Regions from separate parts of the Homo sapiens genome. Here region 2 is linked to region 1. The links are chromatin contacts, found by Hi-C or POLR2A ChIA-PET in ENCODE. All regions are on one chromosome and are shown on one strand. The core of a region is the stretch at or near the end of the contact, and the rest is flanking DNA. Distances in the headings are between cores, read along the strand shown.

Region 1 (2,734 bases), core at 107-2,606:
GGGCGCTCGAGAGGCCCCCCAGCTGCACAGTCCCGCAGTGGTCTGGGAACTGCCCGTGTGGCACGGACCGGGAGGAGGTGGCCTGGGAGCCTGAGAGAGAGGGCGGGGCGCGGGGGGAGGTGGGTGGTAGAGGAGACAGGCAGAGAGGAGGCGGAGGCAGGGGCAGGGCCGCGGCGCGCTGGGAGGCAGGCGCAAGCGGCGGCCGCCCCTGGGCTGGGCTCCGAGGCCGGGGCGGGGGCGGGGGCTGGCCGCGCGTCGGGCGCCAGGCCCGGGGCTGTGGGCACCGTGCCCAGCCCCTGGCGCACGCCGAGCCGCCGCCGCCGCCGCCGCTGCTGCAGTCGGCATCCATCAGCGGGCGGGGGTGTCGCCGAACAGGCTGCTCCGCAGAGCCCGCCGCGACCCCGCGCCGCCCCGCCCCGCGGCCTGCCTGCCAGAGGAGCCGAGGGGGCCGCCCCTCGCCCAACCTGCCCGACATGGGGAACCCCGGGCCCAGGTAGGCACATGGGGGAATCAGGTGGCTCTCGGGGCCGGGGGCTTGCAACATCTAGGCCCAGCCTCCAGCCCTGGGGAGGAACGGGGGCGAGGCCGAGAACTGAGTTTTCAGGCTGTTGGTCCCCTGGCCAGTGTGGGGGAGGGTCTCGCTGTTCCTCCCTACCTACCGGTCTGCAGCCTCCTCCAAGGCCTGGAGAGAGGATCCGGAGGCTGGGGGTTGGCGGGGGGTTGGTCCTGCTGTAGGATGAGCGGTGGGTGGGCGCTGGGCTCCCACCGGCTGGCCCAGTCTCTTTTCGGAGAGCACTCCTGCTGCCGCCTCCAGAGGCCAAGGGCTCTTTGGATTTCTGCTGCTTCTGACGCTGCAGGAGGAGTTCTTGGCTGGAGCCTGGGATGCTGGCGAGCCCTTGCCCTCATCTCTCCTCACTCTGGTTACGGACCCTTCCCCGCTCTGGGCTTGCCTCCCCTTCCGTCTCCCTTCCAAGTACCTCAGAGCTGCTAGGAGGGATCTTAGCCCTAGGACTTCTGCAGTTCTGGCCTGGCATTGTCCTGGCCAGTGACCGTCCCCTGATCAGAGGGAGAGGGCTTGTGTGTCCCACTTGTGTCTGGCACCTTCACACTTGGGGAGGTCCAAGGGCCCGAGAGGCTGGGGTCTCAGGGATGGGCATGGGGGGCCAATGTCTACAGCCATTGGGGTACTTACTGGGTGCAGAGGCCACTGACTGGCAGACGTATATGGCTCAAAGTGGTCCATGGAGACCTTGAAGTCTGGACAAGGACCAAAAGGGAGTTCTGGGGATGCTGGTCTCTCCCTCAGCTGCCAGCCATCGTCGTTGCTTTTCCCTCGGAGCTCTGAGGATGCATTGGTGGGGGAGAGAGCACCACGTGTTCCCACATTCACTTCTGGATCCGCATAGCACCTCCTCTGCACCCAAAGGTGGGAATGTGAGACGGCCAGATTTAGGACCTCTCCAGGGCTGTGCGGGGTCCAGCGGCTTGGCTTCATTCCCACCCCATCCCCCCACCCTCAGCATTAGGAGCCTTCCAGAATCAGTGGCACTTGAGCCAGGTCAAGATCTGGGGCCTGGATGGTGCCCTCCGCAGCTCTTGGAAGACAGTGCCTCCTGTCCCGGGCAAGGGTGTGGAGAATAGAGGCAGCTGTGTGCCTCTCTGCCCACCCATTCCTCCAGATGGAGCCTGCGGCAGAGGCAGCCTGTGCCAGCCTCCCCTATGAGCCACCGTGGCCCAGGAAGGCTCTGCCAGCTCTGTGCAAGGATGGAGCTGGCTTCTCCTGGCCAGCCTGAGGTCATGCCTGCCTGGCAACCCAGGCATAGTATTTATGGCATGCAGAGCACAGTCCCTGGGATTTCAGGGGCACCTCAAGGCAGTCCTGGAGGAGATCAGTGCAGAGGGCATTGTTCCTATTAAAGCCCTTCCTGGGCTATGTGACAGTCCTCCTGGGCTCAGCCCTGTGAGCTTCTTGAAGAGCTTCTTCCATAGAATCCTGCATGAAAACAATGCTTGGTCAGGTAGTCCTCACTCAGTCGATATTGAAAGGTTGAACGGGGCCTAGAGAGTAAGAGTGACTTGGCCAAGGTCACAAAGCAGCTGAGCGGGGGAGTCAGCATTAATGTACCCAGGTCTTCCACCTCTTGTTCTGGGGCTCTTGCAGCTCAGGTGCTGGCTTCCCTGCTGCGGTGGTTGTGCTATAGACAGGACTCTGCCAAGGGCTAGGCATTGTAGCCTGGAGCCTGAGGCTACCTGATCCCTTAGGAGGGGTGTTATGTTGGCCTCCCAGCCCTTGCCCTCAGTAGGTGAGCAGGAGAGGTCAGGGCTGAGAGAAAGGGCCGTGGGTGGTCCTGGACCCTCTTGGAAGTGCATAGAGCTGAGAGGATGCCAGGTGCCCAGGGATGTTCTGGCCTGAGCCTCCAGGGGGCAACAGAGAGTTTTCTGACTTCAGGCTGTGGTGGGAGGTGCTTGTTAGCACCTGCCGGGACTTCCCTAAGAGCCCCTTTCTGGGCTTCTCTGTCCCATTTGTTAAAAGGGGACACAGGCGTGCGCCATTGCGCACGCCTGTAATCCCAGCACTTTGGGAGGACGAGGCGGGCAGATCACAAGTTCAAGAGATGAAGACCATCCTGGCCAACATGGTGAAACCCCGTCTCTACTAAAAATACAAAAATTAGCTGGGCGTGGTAGTGCACGCCTATAGCCCCAGCAACTCGGGAGGCTGAGGCAGGAGAAT
Region 2 (2,734 bases), core at 131-2,630, 710 kb after region 1:
CCAGAAAGGCAGGCAGAGACAGGCCTGCGCCCGGGAAAGCCCTGGGTAACGACTCAGGATGGCATTCAGGCCTTTCCTGGGCAGGGGATGGCCACAGGTTTCCCTGGCGGCGGTGTCTATCAATCCCGTCCCAAGAAGGAGAGCCTGGGCGTGGAGGTTCTGGGCAGCTGAAGGCAGAGATCCATCCCTTCCCTGGCTACCCACCCCCACCTCAGCAACGCCTCCCAGAACGCTCCAAAGCTTTCTCAAGTCCCCGCTCCCAGGTTAGGGCCCTGTAGCCAGTTCCAAGGTCTTTTTCAGGAGCGCGCTTCCCAAATAAAGTTGAGAGGGGGCGGGGGGAATGAGGGAGCCCCAGATCCACCTCAGAGTGGTCCCCAGAGGGCTTGGGCCCCTTTCTCCGGATTGTTCAGTGGGAAGGAGGGCCGGCTGGTGCCTCAGGCCCGCGGGACTGTGACAGCCGGCGACCCCTGCGACCTCCCTTTCTACCCGGGCGCCCCCACCTTGAGATAGTCGTTCTCCGAGCGCAGCTCCTCCAGCTCCCGCACCAAGCCGCTGGGCCCGCAGTCCAGCATCTCCTCGGTGAGGTCGGAGAAGGCAAGCGAGGCGCTGAGCGGCAAGCGGCTGCTGCCCACCGACGACGCGGCCACCGACGGCTCGTCCGGGGAGGCGGGCGGCCGCGGGGGCTGCTGCGCGGAGGGCGCGGGCTGGGCCGGCTGCCCCGTACGGACCCCCGCCGGGCCCCCGGCCGCGGACTCGGCGTCGCTGCTCAGCGCCAGCTCCAGGCCCAGCAGGCGCGCCTCCTCCGACGCGCAGTCCGACACCTCCGAGCTGCTATCCGTGAGGCTGGGGGGCGGCGGTGGCGGTCGCGGCCCCGCACCCGAGCGCGGACGGCCCTTGGCACGGACCCCGGTGCGGACCCCGGCCACCCGCACACCCGCACCGCGCGCCCCGGGAGCCACTGCGCGCCCCTTCTTGTCCGGCCGTGAGGAGAACGCGGCGCTGCAGGCGACTGCTGAGCCCGGGCCTGGGCCGCGGCGGCCCTTAGCCAGCGACCAGCCGGCCACGTCTTTGGGCCGGGCCGGCGACGGCGCGCGGTGGCTCTTTTTCCTCTCCGGGGCAGGCGCGGGTGCAGGCGCGGGCTGGGGACCGCAGCCCCGGACCGGGGGCTCGGCCGCCGGCGCCTCCATCGCGGCCTCCCTCGGCCTCAGCGAGCTGCGCGCATGGCCCAGGCCCGCCCGGCCTCGACGTCCCTGGGGAGGGACCCGGCGCGGCTCCGGCCGCTGGGGCTGCGGCTGCTCTCGGCCCACCTCGGCCCCGACACCGCGTCCCCGTCCCAAGCCCCGCCGCGCGGTCTCTCCGCTGCTCTGGGCTCGGAGAGTGCGGCCCGACCGCCTCCAGGCGCCCCGGCTCCGGCTGCGGCTCCGCCCGGCGCCCGCCCCCTCGGCCTCGCCGCGCCCCCGGAGCGCGCCCGGGCCCCCGCCGCCCGCACGCCGATCGCTCCCTCGGGCTCCGAGTCCGGCTGCGGCCCGGGCCCCGGCTCCGCCCGGCGCAGCCCGCCCCCCGCGCAGCCCCGCCAGCTCCCCGCCCCGCCGCCTCGGCTCGGGGGCGCGCGGTTCCGCGAACAAAAGGCGGACGCGGCGGGAGCGGCAGGGAGGGACGCAGGCAGGGAGCGAGGGAGGGATCTGCGAGGCAACAGCGACCCCTTCGAGGGTCAGGCTGGCGCGGGCAGCCGCGGCCCGGGCTCCCTCCTCCTCCGCTCCGCCGCCTCCTCCCCTGCCCGCTCGGGGAAGGCACCCGGCGGAGGCGCCCCTGCGCCCGGCGTCCGGGCAGGGCCTGCGAGAGCGGCGGGAGCCGGGACTCCCGGGCCGAGGCCGGGCGGACCTCAGTTCGCAGGAACCCGCATCCATGCACGCCCAGCGCCTCGCCCCTCGCCCCGTGCCGAGCGTGCGCGAACTCCGCCCCCTTAGCCGGCATCGCCGGAGCCGCGATCCCATCGCACAGATGCGTAAACTGAAGCCTGGGGTGCACGCGCCAAGCTCACGGTCTAGGCGGCGCCGATGGGACCCAAAGCTCACACCTCCCGGGCGCGCTCGGGCTCCCCCTGCCTCGGCTTCCCTCTCCTGGCATAGGGACCGTGAAGCCCTGTGTGCATGCCTGGCTCGCGCACCTTGACCGGCGGATATTTCTCCCCATGCGCCCCCGACCCGGGTTTCAGGCTCTGTACGGCTAAAATGGAAGCGACCCGTAGCTAGGCGCGGTGGCTCATGCCTGTAATCCCAGCACTTTGGGAGGCCGAGGCGGGTGGATCACGAGGTCAGGAGTTCGAGACCAGCCTGACCAACATGATGAAACCCCGTCTCTACTAAAAATACACAAATTAGCCGGGCGTGGTAGCGCGTGCCTGTAATCCCAGCTACTCGGGAGGCTGAGGCAGGAGAATCGCTTGAACCCGGGAGGCGGAGGTTGCAGTGAGCCGAGGTCGCGCCACTGCACTCCAGTCTGGGTGGCAGAGCTAGACTCCATCTCAAAAAAATAAACAAATAAATAAAAACAAAAATAAAATGGAGGGGACCTATTACGAGATGTCAGCCTAGCGGATGCTTTGGAAGGCGGTTTTGGCCCCCGTGGGGGCTGGCATGGGCTGGGACGGTTGCCCTGACCCCACACGTCCCCACCAGGAGCAGTGCAGGAGGACTTGAGCTCTGATGGGCGTGTTTTCTTTCCTCCCGGGCGT

The links. Hi-C counts contacts between places; a loop is a spot of excess contacts on that map. ChIA-PET counts read pairs that join two places held with the same protein, here RNA polymerase II (POLR2A). Pooled maps may share reads with other maps.
Region 2: a pooled map shows a loop between it and region 1 (3-fold over the local background). The contact joins the promoter of MTCL2 here to the promoter of EPB41L1-AS1 in region 1. A Hi-C loop is called at or near these places in 1 of 50 pooled maps. POLR2A ChIA-PET finds 5 or more read pairs at or near these places in 2 of 52 experiments (B cell and activated B cell).

What each region holds. Positions count from the first base shown.
Region 1 is chr20:36,154,404-36,157,137 of GRCh38, forward strand. EPB41L1-AS1 (EPB41L1 antisense RNA 1) reads right to left here and starts at 1,357. Exons shown (of 4, transcript NR_147703.1): 1 at 1,193-1,357; 2 at 660-851. It overlaps EPB41L1 (erythrocyte membrane protein band 4.1 like 1), which reads left to right and starts at 337. Exons shown (of 22, transcript NM_012156.2): 1 at 337-493. It overlaps LOC124904893 (a long non-coding RNA gene), which reads right to left and starts at 43. Exons shown (of 2, transcript XR_007067572.1): 1 at 1-43. RefSeq lists a silencer at 76-275.
Region 2 is chr20:36,862,158-36,864,891 of GRCh38, forward strand. It overlaps MTCL2 (microtubule crosslinking factor 2), which reads right to left and starts at 1,381. Exons shown (of 15, transcript NM_080627.4): 1 at 501-1,381. The coding sequence starts at 1,187. RefSeq lists silencers at 981-1,130, 1,201-2,090.